3 separate regions of the Homo sapiens genome follow, and regions 2 and 3 are each linked to region 1. A link is a loop called in an ENCODE intact Hi-C map of the cell type or tissue named here. Cell type or tissue: GM12878. All regions are shown on one strand.

What was found. Hi-C counts contacts between places; a loop is a spot of excess contacts. Peaks named below come from ENCODE experiments on the same cell type or tissue, not always from the same donor. Only the 100,000 strongest peaks of a DNase experiment are listed, where the experiment ranks them.
Region 2: it touches region 1 in a loop (6-fold over the local background); 2 of 110 quality-filtered maps call a loop at or near these places.
Region 3: it touches region 1 in a loop (4-fold over the local background); 2 of 110 quality-filtered maps call a loop at or near these places.

What each region holds. Positions count from the first base shown.
Region 1 is chr3:59,208,754-59,216,753 of GRCh38, reverse strand. All of the region lies in intron 4 of CFAP20DC-DT (CFAP20DC divergent transcript), which reads right to left. Among named protein-coding and RNA genes, the nearest start is that of CFAP20DC-DT, 130 kb to the right of the region's middle. In GM12878, a CTCF peak has its summit at 4,427; a DNase peak (open chromatin) is centred at 4,403.
Region 2 is chr3:59,370,413-59,378,412 of GRCh38, reverse strand. All of the region lies in intron 5 of CFAP20DC-DT (CFAP20DC divergent transcript), which reads right to left. Among named protein-coding and RNA genes, the nearest start is that of CFAP20DC-DT, 290 kb to the right of the region's middle. In GM12878, no CTCF peak of the experiment used is centred here; a DNase peak (open chromatin) is centred at 3,392.
Region 3 is chr3:59,383,240-59,391,239 of GRCh38, reverse strand. The region is part of intron 5 of CFAP20DC-DT (CFAP20DC divergent transcript); the gene reads right to left. Among named protein-coding and RNA genes, the nearest start is that of CFAP20DC-DT, 300 kb to the right of the region's middle. RefSeq lists a silencer at 4,778-4,837 and an enhancer at 5,008-5,067. In GM12878, no CTCF peak of the experiment used is centred here; DNase peaks (open chromatin) are centred at 2,143, 2,520 and 4,859; H3K4me3 peaks cover 572 bases; H3K27ac peaks cover 3,768 bases.

The DNA.
Region 1 (8,000 bases):
GATGCACACTTTTTCACTGAGCCAAAAGTTCTCCAAACCTCATTTGGGGTTTTTATGAAGGCTTCATTACATAGGCATGGTTGACTAGATTGTTGGTCACCAGTGACTAAGGAGGTCAGAGGGTGGGGTTAAAAGTTCTAGGCTTCCAATCACACGGTTGGTTCCTTCGGCTACCGGCCCCCATCCTCCCGAGAGTACTTCATTAGCACTAGCTCAGGTATGGTTGGAAGGGGCTTATTATGAATAATAAAAGATGCTCCTATATTCCTTATCATTAATTTCTTAATTCCAAGGGTTTTAGGATCTCTGTGCCAGAAACTAGGAATAAAGATCAAATATATATTTATTATATCATAATATTACAGGTACTAAGTCTATAAGGCTAGAAAGATGACTAAGGAAATCATTTCATAACCTTTGTGAAACAAGAAATAAACAAGAATGAAGTTCCCCTTTGCTTGGTATCTAGTAAGAATAAGCTAAGTACATACCAATTATAAAAATTTTATATTATATATGAAGCACCATAACACTCAGTACCCAAGATTTTCAACTGTGGGTGCAGAAGGATATGTCTTTTTTAACCCAAACATATTCCACTGGAGAGTCGGATATGCCCACCACATCCTCATCTCCCACCAAGAGATGGAGAGAATAACTACCATAGTGGTTTACTACCTTTAAAAGAAGAGTTTCATATCCCTCATGTTTGACAGAGCTAAAAAAAAAATGGTGAAAATGTCAGCCATATATAATAATTTTCCAATTAAATACACATGTATTAATAGTATACTGAAGTTTCATATGAAATACAATGTAGTAATACAGAAAAAATTATGATGCAGTAAAAATGGGCATTTACCCTTTTGAATTTTTTACTCCTTTAACTCAAATTCCATGGTTACATTTTCAACAGAGCACTAATACCAACCACTGACCCATTAACGTTTGTATAAAAGTCTTAGGAATATCCAAACTATGTGTATAGATCCACAGGCAAAATGACTTAAATAGACCTTGGCGGGGGTTACCTTCATAGAGCAAAATGTATAACCTAGGTCACAGTTAATTGAGTGACCCTGGAGACCTTTGGGACAGCAACATCCTGGCTCACTGGCTGTACCTTGAATTGCCACATGTTGTAGAAGTCAATTTCCAGGAGAGATAAGTTGTTTCTATAAGTTGTGGTATTTACATACAAGCACACATTATTCACTGGAGTTTATATATATATATATATTATACATATAATATATATTTTATTATACATATATTATACATATAATATATATTTTATTATACATACATTATACATATAATATGTTTTATTATACATATATTATACATATAATATATATTTTATTATATATATTATACATATAATATATATTTTATTATATATATTATACATATAATATATATTTTATTATATATATTATACATATAATATATATTTTATTATATATATTATACATATATATTTTATTATATATATAATACATATATATTTTATTATATATATTATACATATAATATATATTTTATTATATATTATACACATAATATATATTTTATTATATATTATATACATATATTAAATATATATTTTTTATTATATATATTACATATATTAAATATATATATTTTATATATATATATAGTTTTGTTTTTGGTTTTTTTTTCCTGAGATGGGGTCTCACTCTGTCACCCAGGCTGGAATGCAGTGGTGTGATCTCAGCTCACTGCAGCATTTGCCTCCTGGGTTCAAGCGATTCCCTGCCTTAGCCTCCTGAGTAGCTGGGATTACAGGTGCCCACCACCACACCTGGCTAATTTTTGTATTTTTTGAGATGGAGTCTCACTCTGTCGCCAAGGCTGGAATGCAGTGGTGCAATCTCGGTTCACTGCAACTTCCACCTCCCAGGATCAAGTGATTCTCCTGCCTCAGCCTCCTGACTAGCTAGGATTACAGGCACCCACAACCATGCCTGGCTAATTTTTTGTATTTTTAGTAGAGATGGGGTTTCACTATGTTGGCCAGGCTGGTCTTGAACTCGTGACCTCAGGTGATCCACCCATTTGGGAGCGATCAGCCTCCCAAATTGCTGGGATTACAGGCGTAAGCCACCGCGGCCAGCCAGGAGTTATATTTTTATGGGAAACATAAACAGTCATGGCTTAACTATTCCCAGAGTTACCGATAAGGCAGAGACTAATGTGAGGCAAACACCTCACTAACTTTATCCTAGTCCCAGATCCATGCCTGAAAAATGCCTGCCTACTAGATCCACAGAGGCAAAATCAAACTTCTACCATCTACCTAGTGGGCACCATCCCAATAACAAGGGTTACTGTTCTTGTTTAGCTGCACAGGCCCAGTCTCCTGTGCATACCTTAAAAAAACTAAAACAAAATAAACTAAAATGGTAGCACAGGTGCTAGGGAGAGTCTGTTTGGTCATTAATTGATCCAAATATTTTTAGTTACTTGCATTGTGCTTTCATGATAGAGAGGTCATCAGTTGACTGGGTTAATTTAGTCCAAGAATTGGCTTACCCAAAAACAGAAAGAAAGAAGAGTGATACTAGCTATTTTATTGAATTGTAGTCAGATAGGTGTCAGCCCTTTAGCTGTGGTTACAGAATGCTGAATAGGGATGGACACTACTATGAAAATGGTAACTTCAGGATTCAAATCAATATTCATGTGTATGTAGCAAGGCAACCCTTAGAAATTGGACACTGTTGAGTTGAAGTTGATTTTTAAATGTTAAATCCATAAATGCATATGACCATTTACATTTTAAAACTTTTGCCTTTAAATGCTAAAATCTGGTATCTGTAACAAGATGATGTTGAGAAACTTCCTATTAAATTGCTTTGACTATTTCAGTTTGCACAGGACAAGCTATTTTTTCTTTTCTAATTATAAACATAACATATTCTCATTGTAAATAATTTGAACAGTACAGAAGTGTCAAAAAGCAGAAAGAAATCTCCCATAATCATACCATCCAGAGGCAATGGCATTGTTCATTTAGGCATATTTTCTTCTCATCTTTTTCCTTACATTTTAAACATAGATAAAATTATGATGAGCCATTCACACATCCTGAGGCTGATGTTACCATTTTCTTTGTACTTACTTTCTTATATAAGAGGCAACCCTTCATATTTTCAGATGTTGTTAATTAAAAATCATGATAGTATATAATTAGAAAGATTCATGGAAGGCCGGACACAGTGGCTCAAGCCTGTAATCCCAGCACTTTGGGAGGCCGAGACCAGTGGATCACCTGAGGTCAGGAGTTCAAGACCAGCCTGGCCAACATAGTGAAACCCCGTCTCTACTAAAAATACAAAAAATTAGCCAGGTGTGGTGGCAGCCACCTGTAATCCCAGCTACTAGGGAGGCTGAGGCAGGAGACTCGCTTGAACCTGGGAGGCAGACGTTGCAGTAAGCCAAGATCATGCCATTGCACTCCAGCCTGGGCAACAAGAGCAAAACTTCATCTCAAAAAAAAAGAAAAGAAAAGAAAAAACAAAAAAGATTCATGGGAAAACTCTGAAATCTGAAATCTGAAATGCACGGTGTTAACAAGAGAGTATCAATAAACTCCTAGCTGTTTACCATGTCAATTCCACACTTGAGAAATCTGACATTGAACATGTATTTCTGTATCTATGCAACTATAACCAAAAACAAATATATCTCCAAAGAAGTTTCAGACAAGTATTTCATGTATGTCTTGCTCTTTCCTTGCATGGTCTATGTAAGATGATTCATTAGCAATAAGCTTTCAGGATAAAGGGCTTTTTGTTATTGTTATTGATTCGGTTGTATGTGTGACTTTTTAAAGAATTAGTTAGAAAGGACAACACATACATATTTTTTCCAGTGAAAATCTAATACCTCAACAGTACCAATTTGGGGGCCTAAATAACATCTAGAGGATGATCGTGTCTTCCTCCTTAGAGCCAGAGTGTAATTAAGCCCCAAAACAATAACCCCAGTCCAGGAAAGCAGGAAAGAAAGTTGGGAATAAGCCAGCTGTACCCCAGATGTTAAGGCTGGGAACATTCCAGAGCTCTGCATCTGCAGGCATCTACTGCCAAACCTGTCCCATCTGTAACAAAGGTGATAAACTCCTCCCTCAGAGGAGAGAACATTTGGAAAAGGTAAGGCAATATTCCTTAGTCAGTTTTTCAACATGCTGGCAACTTCTTCCTCTGTGAACTTTCTGTTTATTCACTTGTACTAAGAAAGGTGTGAAGAGAATCCAGGAATTCAAGAATTGAACTAGGGTGCTAATAAAATTCAAAAGAAAAAGCAAATTACCAGGACATATAATGGTTGGAAAGAACATTGTTCTGTTCCTTTTCTTCCTCCCCACCAACCCCAAGCAATAAATAAGATACAACAGTGCACCCTTCTGGTTGAAATACAGAACTGACACTCAGATAAGGGTCTAGTTACTAGTCTGTAGTTGTGTGGGGAGAACTTCAACAAAAGAGTTCCTAGTTTCCTCATATAGCAAGACAGTTCATAGCAATTACTTCACTTGCAGCCTTTTTTAAAGTAAAGAATGCCAGAGATTTTCAAATACATAAACCTGTTTCCATAAGGGATCTTTTTGGCTCTGAATGAGGCAAACACGGTACCAAAGAAAACTGCAGAAATCTACGATGCTGTATTGATTTAATATAGGTATCTGGATCCCCATTCCACTGACTTTCTTGGAGCTTTCCCTTGAGGACTTGAAGGTGATAAATACTCATTAAGTATTTTTTAATATACTAATCAGGCAAGATTACCAATTTCTGAAAATGGTCCTCAGTAAAATCTGATAACCTACTGTATTTTGTCACAAGTACAATAGCTCTGGAACTTTCAATAAAGGGACTCCAAGTATTGTACGATGAAAAAGCAAGTAAGAAAATGCCTAGCCCTTCTTGTTACAAATCCAACCAAATGTATTAACAACAGCATGGAGTTTATGAGCAACAGAATCTGGTCTACATAGGTCTGGTTGTTATCCTTATTATCCTGCAAGGGAAGGACACCATTAATTACTACTAGAAAACTCTGAATACTTGCCCTGATGAAACCGTGCAAGGAAATTCACAAACAGCTTTGTGGGAAAAAGGCTGCTTCCAGCCCACCTGCCCACTTCTGCAATCTGTAGGTGATGGAGGGCACAAAGGGAGATCATGGAGCATCTCCGAAGAACAAAGGAGAGCGTTTCAGAAAGTCACAGTCCTATTTTTGGAAGTAGCTATAGGTATGCTGCCACCTACTTTCAAAAAGTTAAAGGGCAATGAGGACACTACTTCCTGAAGAGTCATTAATAATGTGAAAGGTCCACTTCCTCCCTAACCCAAATGAAAATAATACAGACAGCATAGTAAGCCTTCCTTCTCTTTAGGCCTGCCCAGAATAAACCTTAGTATGTTCACGGCATGTATTCCTTCACATATTATACTTTTTTGGTGATATAAATGAAAATATCAAAAGTCTAAAGACAAGATTGTAAAAAGACAGAAATACTTACAAAACATGAAGTATCACAAAAAATAATCATGTTTCACACCCCTATAGGAGTGTCTATGGCCATCCTACTACCCTTAGCCACCTTACACAACTCTCTCTGAGAACTGTTTTCTGCCTTGACCACAATCCCTTAGAATTAAGGAAGGTAAGAATCAACGTTCCAGTAAATGGAAACCCTTTCTTTGACACTAAATTGACATTATGCTATACTTTGAAATGCACGTTTGCCACAAGCAGCACCCCAAAGTATAGTGCATTATACGATCTGTTCAGGTCAACAATTCATGTGACAAACAACACCCTAACAGCAAAACTGTATGACTCAATGTTAGCAAAATTAAATTTTAAACATTGACCAAAGTTTGAGGACATTCCTGTAAGAAGTCCAGGCGCACCAGTTTAGAACCACCATATTGATCATATATAAAGAGAAAGGCTTATTAAACATTCTAGAGCTAAAAATAGTCTCAAAGAATTGACTGCTGATTTACAAAAAGAGATATTAGGCTGGAACTCTTTGCAAATATCACTCAGCCACAGGAAATCAATGAAAGCAGGAAAGAAGGTCTCTCCTAAAATCTACACCAAAAGAAAAAAACAGTTTCTTAAGACACTTTTGGGATTCAATTTTCCACAATAAATCATCTCACCTATAAAGATTACTGCCAGCAAGTCCAAGCCAAGCAGATATCAGACACTATAATGCTAGCATAAAAATGTATCACGGTGCAATGGTAGGAAGCAAAGTTCATCTGACAAAAGATCCAGACTTCATAAGGATATCAGCAGGATGTAATCAGAGAAGAAGGAGGAAGAGAGACTTCCTGAAGACATGAAAGCCTCTGCTCCCTGGCTTATAAGGGCAGTAGAAAAAAAAAACACATTTAAAGCTGAAAAATGCAGCCAAAGAGAGCAATCAAGAGTTAATGCTTATTGAAACAGCGATGAAACTTAGAACCATGAAAAAAGCAAAGAAGGTTTCAAGAGCAGATAACCTGCATCTCCAAATCTTCAGAATGCAGGCAGTGAAAGTATTCATATATTATAAAACACCCTGCCTATCTCAGAAACACCTGCATCCAAGGGCAACAAACCTGAAGTGGTGTCCATAGCAAGTGAAAGCTGAAAAAGAGCATCAAAAAATAGCAAGCCGGCTTTGTGGAGTTAGAGTGTTGTGATCGGGAAATAATATAAAATGGGCGACTGGAAGTGGGTCTATGGGGAATAGCCATGGACAGGTGGGGGAGATTTATTTCAAAGAGGTCATGCTCAGGAAATATTTTGTAAAATTAACTTAGAGGTCTGTCAGAAGTTAAACAGACAATACAATAAGCTAGGACTTTTAAGACAGTGATAATAGATGCTTAAGACTTTTAATTGATAAGACTTATTAAGACTTAATAGACTTTTAATACTCTATTAATAGAATGTTGCATGAAAGGTAAGTTGAGAGGGGTGTGCAAGTATAGAAACAATGGGAAAATATCTGACAAGATGCAAAAGTCTGACAATAAACTGAGGTCAATCTGTATGCCTACTGGGTGCTTAAGCACTGTGGTAGATGTCAATAGCATAAAGGAGTAAGACACTTTCTCTGCCCTCCAGCAACCTAGGAAGTAAGAAAAGTACAGTGATGTAATCCTTACAAAAATCCTGTGAAGTAGATATCATCTGAATTCTACACATAAGAAAACTGAGGCTCAGAGAGGTTAAGTATCTTGCCCAAAATGCACAGCTAGGAAATTGCTTACCCAGAATCCAAAATACATGATCTTTTCACTGTATCACACTTTCTGATAGATTTCAGAATACTAGGTGGCATTTTTTAAAGTAGCAACAATACAAAACGCAAGTAATACATTAAACACTAAGAAAAACTGGTACCTCATACCTGTAATCCTAACACTTCGGGAGGCCAAGATGGGAAGATTTGTTGAGCCTAGCAGCTCGAGAACAGCTTAGGCAAGATTAGGGAGACTCTATCTCTTCAAAATATGTGAAAATTTCGCTGATGTAATGGCAAGCGCCTACAGTCCCAGCTACTCAGGAGGCTGAGGTGGGAGGATCACTTAAGCGTGGGAGGTCAAGGCTGCAGTAAGCCGTGATCACACCACTGTACTCCATCCTGGATGGCAGAGCAAGACCCTGTCTCGAAAAGAAAAGGAAAAAGAAAAGGGGAGAGGACGGGAGGCAAGGGGAAAAGCTAGTATTATGTAGCACAGATGAAATGTATGAATATAATGGAGTGCTAATTGTGTCTCCTGGACATCAATGCTGGAGCTAATCAGAGAAGATGAAGAACAGAGAGGGCAGAGGTAATCAAGAAAAGCACTGGAAGAGGGGATAGTTTCCTGGGAAAGGAACATCTCCTGCAGTTAGAAAACTGAGCACAGCCTCAGGAAGTCAGGGGTCAGGAAGAGGAGTAGCCTGATCACCCAGCAAGGAGGGGC
Region 2 (8,000 bases), 160 kb before region 1:
TTTCTCAATATACAAACATATGTTAATATTATCCCATAAAGAGCATCATTTAGGAAAGCAAATATCAGTCATTGTACAGGATAGACACAGCTCAGCGGAAAAGGATTTTAAACTTTGGTTTTGGGGAATTATCTATGCTGCTCTTTCCTCTCATGGATGCAAATACTAAAAAATTAACTGTATCTACAAAATGTATTTCTGTAAAAGAAGCATACAAGCTTAATTAAGAATTTAACTGTGAATGTTACAGTAAAAGAATTACAATTGTGTCTAATATGAAAGGTTTTAATTTTTCCCCTGTCTAATTTATTCATTATTTAGGTAAAATTATGATAATCAGGTATTAGATGCCATATTACACAAATGAATGGTATGAATGTAGAGTTTTAAAAATGAGCATATATTCCTGCTTTTGATTTTACCAAATTTAGGAAAAGCATAGGTTATACATATTAATGAGGCTATATCACCATTTAAATTTGCCAACTAATCATCATTCTATCATTCTAAATATTCAGTTCTGCATTCAAGCTACCTACATGCCAGCCAGTTTACCAACAGAGTGTATCTTTACTGTCTACAAATGCCAGAAATCTCCCACTCTAAACCCAACACAGATCTGGGCAGGCACCATTGCCTCAGGGGAGGCTCCCCACCCTTCCTTGCCTTGGATTTGAGAATCGTCTTTCATGCTTTCAGAGCAAGCTGTCCCTCCTCTACAAAGAACTCACCATCCTGTAGTGAAAGGCTGTTTCTGATGGCAGACTATGAATTCAGAATGCAATGGCCATGTCTCCTCCCTGCTGTAGCCCAGTGCCTGGTCAAAATGTTCATTAGATGTAGGAGTTGTCAAAGGAATGGGTGGATGGACGCAACAAATATTGAATATGTATTAGATGTTGTATCTCTGGGGATATGGCTATAAACAAGATAGGATCCCAGCCCTTAAAAAGCTTACATTCTATTAAAGGGCTGCTCTCATCTGTTTTTGTAAGATTCCAAGATTTGTGCCTAAGAGAGGGGAACCGCCCTTTCATGACTCTTGCACCATTTTTAACCCAGTATCTCTAAACTGAAGCTTTTAATACAAGGTCAATAACAATGAAGTACTACTCTTACTTCCCACATATCATTTTTTTGTAATTCAGCCTTCCTTGGGCCCCTCTGAGAGAAGAGAAGTGGCTGGGCTAAGGCAGGGTCTGGCATTTCTGGGTTCCTGATCAAATTCTTGTCTTCTGGAAGCCATCCTACCCTAGCTTTGGCAATTGGCCCTCATATAATTCTCTGTCTGGGTTCCTGTCTTGGTAATTCATTTCCTATCATTCAACTGTGTAATGTGAGAAATGCTCTCTGATTATCACCTTGTGTCTATATACCATATAAACCAGCACTTAGGATAGCTGTACCATGAGAATTGAATCTTGTCCATTGTTCGCTCATCCTTTTTTCAATATAGCTGGACATATTCCTCAGAGCTTGACACATTTCCTGCAGTAACAACCTGTCATTGCCCACCCTATGCTACTCTAACCCCATTTTATTCTTTATACGGTGGCCAGAATTACCCTTTACAGAATATGTAGATCACAGCACCCCACTCCCTGACTCAAAACTCTATGAAGACTTCCCACCACACTTGAACAGTCCTTACCCCACCGTATGAACCCTCACATGAGCCAACTCCATTCTCATTCTTGAGTCTTTTTTCCTCACCATCAGCCCTTTCCTCCAACACTGGCCTGGCCTTGCTACTCCCAGAATATACAAAGCCTGTTGCCATCTTCAGGTTCCTTCTGCCAAAAACACCCTTTCCTTAGATATTCCTATGTTGGCTTAATTCAGTCGCTTCTCAAATATCATTTCCTTAGAAAGACCTCTCCTTGTTAATGCATCAAAAACAGCCCTTGCCACATTCTATCTGCTTTCTGACATCATTTTTCTCAAATCACTTACGTTATGTGTTTATTTGCTTATTGTCTGTCTTCTCTCCTAGAATGTAGACTCCATTAGTGAAAGCACTTGGATTTGTTCACCTCTCTACCCCAGGGCCTAGAACAGTGTCTGGCATGAAGTAGGTACTCAGTAGTTTATGAAATAAATGAACATATTTTCTTGGCACCAAACTGCCTAATTGCCCTTCAGAGTGTCATCTCTTCCTGAGTTACCAACAACATGTTCTCCCACATTAACCCAAGTAAATGCCCTCATAGCACAACTAATTGTCTAGATTTGTACTACTGTCCATCTAGCCCCCATGAGCTACATGTCCCACTTGAAATGTGGCTGGTCCTAATTGAGATGTGCTGTCAATGTGGCATACACACCAGATTTTGAAAGCTTAACATGAAGAAGTCAGTGTGGGGATTCCTCAGGGATCTAGAACTAGAAATACCATTTGACCCAGCCATCCCATTGCTGGGTATATACCCAAAGGACTATAAATCATGCTGCTATAAAGACACATGCACACATATGTTTATTGCGGCACTATTCACAATAGCAAAGACTTGGAACCAACCCAAATGTCCAACAATGATAGACTGGATTAAGAAAGTGTGGCACATATACACCATGGAATACTAGGCAGCCATAAAATATGATGAGTTCATGTCCTTTGTAGGGACATGGATGAAATTGGAAATCATCATTCTCAGTAAACTATCGCAAGAACAAAAAACCAAACACTGCATATTCTCACTCATAGGTAGGAATTGAACAATGAGAACACATGGACACAGGAAGGGGAACATCACACTCTGGGGACTGTGGTGGGGTGGGGGGAGGGGGGAGGGATAGCATTAGGAGATATACCTAATGCTAAATGACGAGTTAATGGGTGCAGCACACCAGCATGGCACATGTATACATATGTAACTAACCTGCACATTGTGCACATGTACCCTAAAACTTAAAGTATAATAATAATAAAAAAAAATTTTAAAAAGATCTTATGTTAGAAAAAAAAAGAAAAAAGAAAACTTAGCATGAAGAAAATAATGTAAAATAGCTTCTTGAGATTTTTTAATTGACTGCATGTTTAAATGATAATAATTTGGTTATGTTAGGTTAAATATCATTAAAATTAGTTTCATCTGTTCTTTTTATCTTTTTAATATGGCTATTAGAAAATTTAAAATGACATATGTGGTTCACATTTGTGGCTTGTCTTATATTTCCATTGAATGGTGCTGTTCTGACAAAGACTATTCTATAATCCAGAGACACAGCGTATAAAGCAGAAAGGGCATGGGCTTTGTGTCAGATAAATAGGTGGCAATTCTGGCCTTTCCCACACTAGCCCTGTGACTGTGAGCAGGATATGCAAATTTGCTGAACCCCAGCTGCTCGTTTGTTCAGTGTGTGTAACGGAAGTTACTTTGGAGGGCAGTCTTGAGAAGGAATGAAATGACATGCAGGAAGGTCTGGTGTTCAGCCATTCAGAAAATTCTGCTCCTTCCCATTCTTTCATTGACTACAGAATATTGCTCTCCAGATGTCAGTCACACCCTTTCAGTCTACACCCTAAATTTCCTGTGTTATGAGCTATGGAGAGAATGAAGCATTTGTGTAGTCATTTGTCAAGCATGCTGGAGTACCAACTCTGTGTGAGGAATTGGGCTGGGGGCTGGAAGCAAGGAAAATGATTTTTAAAACTCCCAGGCACAGTGAAGAAGAAGGTTCTTGCAGTGTCCTTGGTGATGCTGGGCAACAGAGCCAACCTCGTGCCTATGCTCTCTTCCAAGCACCAGCCTGAGGCTCTTCTGCAACTTCTCTGGCCTTCTCCAATCCTGCCAAGCACAGCCTACTCATTCTAGGCCTGTGGTGTGGCTCTGAAGGGCTACGCCTCAGAATCTGCTGGAAAGCTGAATATATAAATAAGCAAAAGCCAAGGTTTCCCAACCCCCTACCTGGAGGTGTTGGGTAAGACCTAAAAATGTGCATGTTTGGAAGTTCCATAAGAGATTCTGATGTGTATAAAATCAGGATTAAGAATCCCAGGAAGGGTGTTCATAAATTATGCATTAGCATTTTTATTTTGACCTCCGCATGAATTGGACTCCCTTATGGAAACCACAGAGCCTCCCTGAACTTCAGGTTCTTTATCTAATCTGACACCTATAAATAGGGCAGCTATCAGGATTGAGTGGCATAACGCATGGGAAGCCCTTCCATGCCCAAATGGACTCCATGAATAGTAGGCATTTCAAGATTATTAACCCATTTATACCTGAGGTTGCAATTTTTTGAATTTTTGCAATCAGACCTTGGCGATGACCTTGAGCAATAGGATATAAATAACTCCCACATGCTTTGCGTTCCAATAATGGGAACACTAGGTGTAAATGGGTTTTAAGAAATCAAAGAAGGGCCAATGGTGCTAAAAGGAAAGAGAGCTTCTCTATTGTCATTGCCTCTTATATCTGACATTTTTTACTTTTCTCCAAATTTCAAGCCATCCATTTTCTTTACTAGGTTTTATATTTTTAGAGAAGTTTTAGTTCACAGCAAAATTGAGTGGAAATTACAGAGTTCCCATATACACCCTGTACTCACATCTGCACAACCTCCCCCCACCACAACGTTATCAACATCCCCCACCAGAGTGGTACATTTGTTACAATCCATGAACTTCCATTAACACATTATTATCACCCAAAGTCCATTACCATGAGGTTTACCCTTGAGGTTGTACATTCTGTGGGTTTGGACAAATGTGTAATGACAAGTATCCACTGTTTCAGTACCATCCAGAGTAGTTTCATTACCCTAAGTGCCCTCTGTTCCTACTCCCTCCAACCCCTGGAAACTACTGGTCTTTTTACTGTCTCCACAGTTTCACCTTTTCCAAAGTGTAACATAGTTAGAATCATACAGTATGTAACCTTTTCAGAATGGCTTCTTTCCCTTAGTAATATGCATTTAAACTTTCTCTATGTCTTTTCATGGCTTAACAGATCATTTCTTTTTGTACTGAATATTTATCTATTCATCTATTAAGGGAAGTCTTGGTTACTTCCAAATTTTGGGACTTAAGAATAAAGATGCTATAAACATCTGCATGCAGGTGTTTGTGTAGACATACGTTTTCAACTCCTTTGGGAAAATATCAAGGAGTGAAATTGCTGGAGTGTATGATAAAAGTATGTTTAGTTTTGTAGGAAACTATCAAACCATCTTTCAAAGTGACAGTACCATTTTGCAATTCCACTAGCAATGAATAAGAGCTCCTGTTGCCCTGCATCCTCACCAACATTTGGTGTTATCAGTGTCATGGACTTAGGCCATTCTAATAAGTACATAGTGGTATCTAATTGTCATTTTAATTTGCAATTCCAGTTGCCTAATGACATGCCACATCAAGCATCTTTTCATATGCTTCTTTGCTATCTGTGTATCTTCTTTGACATTCAGGTATTTTGACTATTTTTTAATTGGGTTACTTGTTTTCTTATTGTTGAGTTTTAAGTTATTTTGTGTGTGAACTTTCGATAACAGTCCTTTACAGCTGTCATTTGCAAACATATTCTCCCAGTCTGTGTCGTGTTTTCTAATACTTTTGAAATCTATCTAGTTTTTGTTAGTTACTCTTAAGCATCTAGGACAGGTATTCTAAGTTCTGGCCTGGCTGGACATTTTGTATTTGTGCAACAGAGCAATTACTACCAAAGGTCCAATTGAAATGTCAATATTTTAGTTAAGACTAATGAAGACCTGTCTCCTGTGGACAGTGGTTCTCCTTTTCCCATGCTGTGCAGATTTTCACTTTCCACTTGAAATGTGACCTTCCCCAAACACCCTCACTCAGCACCTTCCCATAGAGACCCACGTTGACTGGAACAGGATTTCTCAACCGTGCCATAGGAGACAAGCACCAAAGAGTCGGTCAGAAGCTACCCTGGATGGCTTAATTTGGGGATTTTTTTTGTTCACAAAGTAGACAGCTCTGAAGTTTTTTTTTCTAACTTCCCTGGAGATTTCAGACAGTATTTGGAGCACATCTGGCATTTCACTTCATCTTGAGAGTGAGCTGAGACCCAGCCTCTCTCTCAATGCCTGGTCCTGGGGTTTGGCCAGGAACCCATTGAGCTGAAGAGAGAAGAGGGAAAAATTACAGAATGCTTCTGAGATTCACACAGAGACCCTTCTCTATTATCAGAAATGTCAGCAGAGTTCCCAGGAGAATCAGGTGGTCTCACCATCCAACTATATTTTTATGTTTTTATAATCACAGAGAGATTTCTTCATCGTGTTGTATAGCAATTTCTTGAAAAGTCTTTTCTCCCTGCCTTCCCCTAAAGTTCTTCCCCATAATGGAGGTGTAAAAAAAACAATCAAGTGCTTTGTTTATTTCTTAAACCCAGTGTCTAAACCTAATGTTAATTATTGAGTAACAGCTTCACCTGGTGAGGGAAAAATAAACACACACACAGGAAGTCATCCAGTTTTTATTCTGAAAACAATACAGGTAACAAATCACAACTGTATTGTTTTCCCTGGGATGCTAACACAGATGTAACAAATGTGACAGAAGGAACAAATCACTATTGAAATCGCTAAAGCATTCAATCAAATAATTTTTCCAGACCACAAAATATCCTATTATGTGATGGTGACAAGTGCCCTTCAGAAGCCTTTAGTGCCTTCCAAGTTTCTCTGTGTAGCAGCATGAAGTGACTAGTCAGCAGGTACACCACATGGCTGTGAAAACCGCCCAGCTTTACACAACCAGGGAGAGTAACCATCTCCTTAACATTCTCATATCTGACGCTTAGTTTCCCCATTCAGATTTTCTTGGCTTAATGTCCTTATGTGACTAGTTTTCATTAGCCATTTCACAAATCTCTTTCCTCTTGCTCTTTTATTTTCTTCTATGGCTTTGGAGAGGGGTGGGGAATGGCAGATTTTCTAGAACTCCAATCTTTTGACTTAATTTATGTTTCCTACTTGAAAGAGTCCATTTCAGCAGGAGGCCCAAAGGGCTGACGTGGTTTCCCAGTCCAGATCAGAAAAGCCCCGCAAGATTTGACTTCATGAGCACTCGATACAGACAGGTCTACTCTCTTGCCCATTCAAGGGCAATTATCACAGATTTTAAATGTTGGACCTATTTTTAGGGCTCTTTCACTTAACATTAAGTAGATGGCCAATAAAAGGGATAATAAAAGGGATTTAATATTTAAAAGGGTCAATAGGTAATTTCTTAGGCCTTAAAGGAGACAGTAGCATAAAAATTATGAACTTGTTTGGATACACTTAGTTTAATTTCTATGTAGCTTCTTCAGAGCGTAGAACTTACTTATTGGGGTTGGAAACTACATTGGAGAGAAAACTGTACATATCCTAATGTCATTTTTTAAAAAATAATTTCATTTGGATTGAAATATTGTGTTTTTTAAGAGGAAAGGTGTTTTGTGTTTGTTAATAAATAGGTCAAAGAATAAACACAAGGAAGAAATGCAGAATTGCAGGACTGTACTCTGTTCTCATGAGCCACTTATTCTTTGATTGGATATAAAGGGCAAATTGGTTGGATATTAAATTCAGTGTGTACAAAACACAACAGGAGAGCTGTGTCCATCCTCACATCTCCGGCCTGACTTGGGAAGAGAGAGTTAAGTGCCACATTCCCCAGTTGGAAGGCTTTGATCTCAAATGGCCTCATTGCTAGGCCTAAGATGCCTCAACTGGAGGTCAACATGGACATCACTGGACATTGACAGTACAGAAGCTTCTAGACCAAAAGGAAAGTCATCAGAATTAACATAAAATAAACTGATGTATTCATATATATCTCCTTTTGCCATCATAACACCGAAAAAATACTTCTTTAACTGAGGTGGGCAAAATAGGTGATAGTAACTCATTTGACATGTGGGAAAATGAAGATTAAGTAATTTTCTACTAGCTCCCAAGTAGAAGAGGTCCAAATGAAAGTTAACTCCAATTCTATGTTGTCTCCTAACAATTTTAGAAGAGTCAGTTTTCATTGTAAGTATAAC
Region 3 (8,000 bases), 170 kb before region 1:
CGAGGTCTCACTATGTTGCCCAGACTGGTCTCAAAATACTGGCCACAAGCCATCTACCCACCTCAGCCTCCCAAAGTGTGGAGATTACAAGCATGAGCCACCACGCCTGGCCTGGAGAGCATTACGTTAAGTGAAATAACCCAGACACAGAAAGACAAACATCACATTTTCTCACTTACCTGTGGGATCTGAAAATCAAAACAATTGAATTCATGGACATAGAGAGTAGAAGGATGGTTACCAGAGGCTGGGAAGGGTAGTGGGAGGCTGAGAGGGAGGTGGAGATGGTTAATAGGTACAAAAAATAATTAGAAAGAATGAATAAGACCTACTATTTGATAGCAAAATAGGGTGACTATAGTCAATAATAACTTAATTGTACATTTTAAAATAACTTAAAGAGTGTCATTGGATTGGTTTGTAACTCTAAGAATAAATGCTTGAGGGGACACCCCATTTTCTATGATGTGCTTATTTCACATTGCATGCCTGTATCAAAACATCTCAGGTACCCCACAAACATATACACCTACTATGTACCCACAAAAATTTAAACAAATAGAAATAAATAAAATGGATTATAGACCTAAATGTAAAGTCTAAAATTATAAAATGTTTAGAATAAAGCACAGAAGAAAATATTCATGACCTAGGTTTAGGCTGTTACTAGACATGACAATAAAAGCACGATATATAAAGAACTCACGAAACTCAACTGTAAGAAAACAACCCATTTAAAAATAAACAAAAGATTTCAACAGACACTTAATTAAAGAGGGTATATGGAAGACAAATAAATACATGAATATGTGTTTAAAATCATTAGCCATTAGGAAAATGCAGATTGAAATGACAATGAGATATCACTACATATCTAATAGAGTGACTAAAATAAACATTCTGAGAACTCCAGGTGCTGATAATCACATGAAGCCACTGGAACTCTTCTTTGTTGCTAGTGGGATGCAAAATGGTACAGGCACCCTAGAAAATAGTTTGACGATTTCTTCTAAAGTCTACATTAATTACCGTATGACATAAAAATCTCTCTACTGTGTATTTATCCTAGAGAAATGAAAATTGATGTTCATTCAAACACTTATACATGAATGTATATAGTGGTTCTGTTCATAATTGCCAAAAACTGGAAACAACTCAACTGTCCTCAGCAGGTGAATGTAAGAACAAGCTGTGGTACAACCATACCACAAAATGCTACTTAGCAATAAAAAGGAATGCATTATTGATACTCACAGCACCTTGGATGAATCTCAAAAGCATTTTGCTGAATGAAAGAAGCTAATCTCAAAAGATTACCTACTGTGTAAACCCATTTATGTGACACTCTCAAAAAGACAAAACTATGGTGATAGAGAGACAATCAGAGGCTGAAATGAGGTAGCGGTGGGGGAAAGTGTGACTAGGATGGGATAGCAAGAGGGAGCCATTTGGAGGAATGGAACTGTTCAGTACCTTGATCATTGGTGCTGGTTAGAAGGAGCTATACATGTGTTATCATAGATCTGTGTACCAACTATGCTCAATTTTACTGTATGTTAATCTAAAATAATTTTTAAACAAAACCTTTCTCACTAGCAGTCCCTTAATATCTTAGAAATGCTTAGAGTTTCTTGGCCAGGTGCGGTGGCTCATGCCTGTAATCTCAGCACTTTGGGAGGCTGAGGTAGGAGGATCATGAGGTCAAGAGATTGAGACCATCCTGGCCAACATGGTGAAACCCTGTTTCTACTAAGCATACAAAAAATTAGCTGGGTGTGGTGGCCTGTGCCTGAAGTCCCAGCTACTCAGGAGGCTGAGGCAGGAGAATCACCTGAACTTGGGAGGTGGAGGTTGCAGTGAGCCAAGATCACGCCACTGCACTGCAGCCTGGCGACAGAGCGAGACTCTGTCAAAAAGAAGAAAAAAAAAAAGAAATGCTTAGAGTTTCTCAGGAGATAAATATAAACAGCCTTATTATTATCCCAATTTCCAGTATATTCTGACTTTCTTTTCTAAACTTTATGAATATATGATTTGTTTACATTTGTCTTACCAAGGAGAACCACACATTTAGAGAGAAGCAGCCCTCTCTCTCCCACGCTCACAAGATAAATGTCAGTCCACTTACACTTGCTCATCAGTGATACCATCCTCATGACATGAAAACATGATGATGAGAAGTCTTCAAACCACAGAGAAGTGCTCTGAGTACAGCAAAATGTCCCAGTACATTATCATTTCTCTACTGGCTAAGACAAATTCTGCTCCAGATGCAATAGGATAGCAGTTGGAGCCGAGACTTGTGCAAAAGGCTGATCATATACAATAATTCTTCTAGAGTAAGAGATGCTTGTACCAGAATCAGGCAAGATAAAGGTGTTTAGGACTCTTTTGAAGAAACCATGTTTGAAAACTTTAAATGACATGTGCAGCTGCGGTGGTTTCAATATGTGCTCTCAGTTAGTTGATACTCCTTCTTTCAAGAGGTGGAATCTAATTCTCCTTCCCTTGAATGTGGGCTGGACTTAGTGACTCACTTCTGACAAACAGAATAAAGAGGAAGTGACAGGTATGTGCCTTTGGAGGCTAATTTATAAAAATCACTGTTGTTTTCTGTCTGATCTCTCTCTCTCTGTTTCATCACTCACTCCAGGGAAAGCCAAATGTCATATCCTGAGGACACTGAGGCAGCCATATGGTGAGGCTCATGTAGAGAGAAACTGAGGCCTTCCACCAGACTGCCAGAGAGTGAGACTTTAGATCACCGCAGCCCTGCTGACCTCCTAACCACCACCTCCTAAGCCAGAACCTCCTGAGAAATCCTGAGCCAGAACCACTTAGCTACTAAGCCTCTCTTGAATTCTTGACTCCCAGAAACTATGTGATAATAGATGTTAGTTGTTTTAAGCTGCTAAGGTTGGGTCAACTTGTTACGCAGCAATAGATAAATAATACAACAACCATATTAGTGTCAAACTGTTCTTTGATTTAGAAAGAAGAGAAAAGGAAGGGGAGGCAAGAAATGAGATCAGGATTCAGTTCAACATTTTTACCAAGGCAAGTAATTCAAGTTATCTTAACTTCTTTCCCTGGAGGCCAGGGAATTATATAAAGATCCAGAGAATTTCCTAGAAATGATTTTTGAAATTAATCATCTTCCTGCATAGACATTCTCAGACTCATGTTCCAGGTGGCAGCTGGGGAAGCTACACTGAATATCGCCACCTACCTCCCACCAGGGATTTCCAAACTGCTTATTTATCAAGCAGCCTTTTAAATAGGATATGTTATATAAACAGAGCCTAGCAAAGGACTGTGCACAAGATAGGCACTCGATAAACGTATTTTGGCGGAGCAATGGCTGCTGTGTTTATTCTTTTAATTAGCAAACACTTGAGTTCATATTCAAGTCAAAAAGACTAAATAACAAAACCTGAAACCAAGGTTAAAATCATGCTCCGTTTCTCTGTACTCATACGTAAGGAACTTTCTTTTCTTTTAGCATATGCCATGAGACAGTTGCATGAGAAGTTACTCTAAGAGAAAAGTATTTGATGTTCGTGTCTTCTAACACTGAGAATGGAAAATCTACCCAGCAACTCACGAATCAAAGAACACTTAATAGAAAAATAGGCTTGAGCAGCACTGTTTGTTGCGTTCTTTTATAGGAAAATTGAAAACATAGGATCACAAGGGTCAGATGGTTACTATTGGAATCTGGCTCCTATGAAACATAATATGTACCATTTCCCCCACCAAAATTGTGTTACTTTGTCCAAGTCACCCAATGGGGCACAGGATAAGGTGTTTTTCTGATGCACATAACCACCTAGGTTTCAAAAGGACATCTATTTAAAAGTGAGGTCCTGAAGAACACCAACAGTGACAGAAAAATGATATTTTTCTGTAACCTCAGCATCACAGAGAATAGTTCCATAAGAAATAGTTGACAAAAACAGAAAACTTTATTATTGAACATATATAGCACTATTCGGCAAAAATCCAATGCTGATGGCAACTTCCAAAACTAGGCCTTCTACCTTCTAGAGACTCTCATTCTGTACTAGAGTTTTAAGAAACTCAGAACACTTTACAGATCAAGGTGCCTTTATGACTTTGTTTTGTGGATGGATCTGTGTGTCAATAAGAAATTTTTAAAAATATCAAACAAATAGCAACTATCAAGGAAGTAGGAGAGAAGAGGGGTACAACAAAGAAAAATCAAACTTGAGGTACAATTTCACATGATCTTGCACATGGGGTTTAATAAGGTTTCAAAGTCAGCTAATTATAAAACTCTATAGATTAAATAATTGGCCCATGAAAGCTTTTATTAAAATGTCACCTGGATATCCCACTCCAAAAACATCCAATGCCATCTTGGTGTGAGTAGCCAGCTGCTGGCTTCTGAACAAAGGCTTTGAGTTTAGACTCAATATGGTGCTGTTGCTTTGAAATCTTGGAAGGAAGGAAACTACTCAGTGTCTCTTGCTTGATCCAAAGCATCCCTCATAAAAGTCTGCAGTGTCTCAACTGAAAATCAAAATGAGAACATCCTATATACATTAATGGTGGCCACAAATTTCAAAGAAGAAGGAGAAATGTATATAGAGCTGAGAAAAATAAGTGTGTAGCAACCCATTTTATTTCTAAGAGACGTCTAGAATTTCACAGCTCTGAAGAGAAAGGCAGAAAAACAAATAATTATTTGAAACAAAACGAAAACTTTGCTTAATCAATCTGTTAAAAGCTGTTGTGAAAGCATTTTTCTTCTCAAAGCGGAACTAGCTTACTCATTACCTCTTTCTTCCAATGAGTAATCCCTCCCTCTCTTCTCATTACCAGAAATACCTACTACCTCTTTCCATATGGAAAGTGAAACCCGACATTTTCTTTTCTAATAACAGCATCTGCGAAAATCACACTCTGTCCTGGATTTGCAGAGCACTTTCCTGCTTCATCCTCATAGAATCAGGCACTGAGTAAATGGGTAACAAATATCTGTGAGAGTGAACACACTGGACCTAAAGGTATAAGCAATGGCAATAAGAGTAATTCGGGTGCCATTGGGGGCTAAGAGCATGCGATAATCTCCTCTCTATAAAATTCCCAGAGGTCACTCAGACAGACAAATTTAAATTTCTCCTGAGTTGGAAGGTTCATTTCCCCTGGAGCTACATAGGCCACACTTGGACACCTTTAATTCTTAGAAAAGCACTCATCTATATTAAATGGAAATTTGCTCCCTGGAATTTCTACCCATCAGGCTCTGTTTTGACCCCTGGGGCTCCAGGACAAATCCCATGCTTGTCCATATCGCAGCTCTCTGGTGACTGGATATCACAGCTCTCTGGTGACTGGATGGCTGCTGTCTCATCTCCCATGAGTGGCATTTTCCCAGTGGTCAATCCTAGTGAAACAGGAAAAGTTCCCTTGTCCCCCTTGCAGGGCGTGCGATGGGGGTGTGGCTCGCTTCTTCAGTGCCCTGCCACTCAAACCTCTAGGGAAGCACACAGACGGGCAGGCTGTGGGGCCCCAACCTAACGGCAGTGTCCAGCGGTGAATGTTTACAGCTGAAGCCCCAGTGGGTGTGTATTACAGGGTGCTGTTTTAGTTTAGCCATCCATAGGTGGCTTGTGTTAGTCAGCTCAATTAGACCCCTGTCTTATCACAAGGACAGAGGGCTTTCTGTATCCTGGGATTCTTGCCTTGGTGTACCAGAAGAATCGGATCATACATGGGCTTGGAGAATGAATGCAAGGTTTTATTGCATGGAAGTAGCTCTCAGCAGATGGAGGAGCCAGAAGGGAGATGGTTTTCCCGTGGAGTACGGCCGCTTGGCCGCCCGACTCTTTTCCAACCACCTCAGCCACACTCCGCATTGTTCTGCCAGTCGATGGCCTGCCAGTGTGCTGGTGTTGTGCTACACTGGTGCATTCCTCTCGACATCCAGCCACCCATGTGTTCCTCTGCTGATGTGCTCCTCTTGACGTCCAGCCACCTTTGTGTCTGCCTGCTAGGGTTTCTAGGTTTTTATAGGCACAGGATGACAGTGTGGCAGGCCAGGGTGGTCCTGGGAAATGCAATATTTGGCCACAAATGCAGGAGTCCCTCTTCTCACCTAGGTCCGTGGGCACCGGCCGGGGGTGGAACCCTCACCAGGGACCATGTCCTTTTCTTCCCAGCACCTCTCTGCCCCCCTTCCATATCACTAAGTCGTTAGCGGTTCTTCTGTGGGCATGTTTCTGGCAGTGTGTTTTGAAGTCTAGTGCGAAAGGCCTCTACATTGTAAGTACCTGAGGAGAACCTTCATTGTGCAAATTTCAGAGTCCCCTCTTCAAACGCTGTATCAGATTCTCTGGGGTTGAGTCCTAGAATCTGACTAGATTTAGCAAATGCCCAGAAGACTCTTAAGCACACCACAGAATTCTCACCAGCCTCATCACTCACCTCTCAATGGGCCCCTTTGAACAATCACCTAGGACGTCTTCCAGTAGCCAGGTGTAACCTACAAGAAACGCGCTGTAGATAGTTCAAATGACTGCATGAAAGAAATACAATTAAACTTTGGAAATGGTCTGTGAAATCAGAGCTGTAATTAACTCAAAATGGTATTCACCCAGTGTTGAGGGCAATGTGCCACCGGATGCCTCTATGCGTGGCATGAGCTAGGTGGCTTTACGGGTGATGCCTGTTTAATCTTCCTGACCAGCAAGATCAGTATTTTGCCCATGTTCTATAGATGAGAAGACTGAGACTCCTTAGGGATGAGTGATTGATTTGTTTAATATCACAGAGCTGGGAAATCGAACCCAGATCCCTCTCAACCCAAAGCCTATATTTTCTCTCCTACTGACCCTCCACTCCCCACCTAGAGGTACTGAAAGAAACATACTTGATTTCTGCAATTCTATTTTTCGATATGGTCCCTAACAGACTCCTGCTGCAATGTATGGAAGGAGGACCTGCAAGAATGATGATCTTATTTTAAACTTTTGTCTCTGACTCATTCACTGGATTCCTGAGTGACGTGTTTAATATGCAGATAACACTTTCATGGTGGGATTGGCAATTATCTGCCATTCCCTAGCTCAGGACTCTGGACTCAAGTGAATGGGATGTGATAAAATGACACTTAAAATGGAGCTTGAGGAGTTCAGTGTGAGCTTCAAAGACATAATCCACAATGGTGCACAGGACCGAAAAATTTCCCCCTAAATTCAGTCTGTCTACAATACTATTTTTAATCTTTTTACATGGCAGCAGGAAAGAAACACCTAATGGAAATAACTTTGGGTAGCAGTAGGTAAGAGAGAAAACCACTGTGTTAAAGGAAAGAGCACCAGCACAGGAAACAAGATTTTTTAATTGGTTCAGTTCTTGATACCCCAGGCCGATATTTTGAGCAAGTAGGGACAGCAAAAGCACTACCTACGAAAGCTATTCCATCCAACCTCCCACCCCAAGATGGAAAATGCCAAATAAGCAAAGACACCTACACAAAAAGTTCATGTCTTTATTTAGAAACTCTCATTCTGCTGTTAGGAGAAAGTTCCTAGTAAAGACAGCCAGTGGCTCAGTAGAGATGAAACTGTCAAGCAGAAAGAGAAATCACACAATTAAGAAAGACTCAGAATTCAATTCCTCAGGCTCTCATTCCCATAGTGGGCATGAAGCCCCTTTCTGACCCAATATAGCTTCCCCCTCAAATCTAAAAAGCAGAGCATTCTCAGTTCAGCCTGGGAGCCATGAATGCTGCATAAAGATGATGGCGGACTCAAGAACCTCCAGCATTTCCTGACAATGTTTATAAGGTGAACTTTGTTCCATCCACAATTACTTGTTCCCTTCTCCTGGGTTCAGCAAGGTAACCAGAATAATGTCAGGAGGTGTGACTGCCTCAAAGAAAGCAGAAGAGGAATAATGCCTGGTGTTCCATTTATTTGAAGTCACAGCCATATTACATTATCATGGATGGACCTTGCTAGGTCTCCATTCTG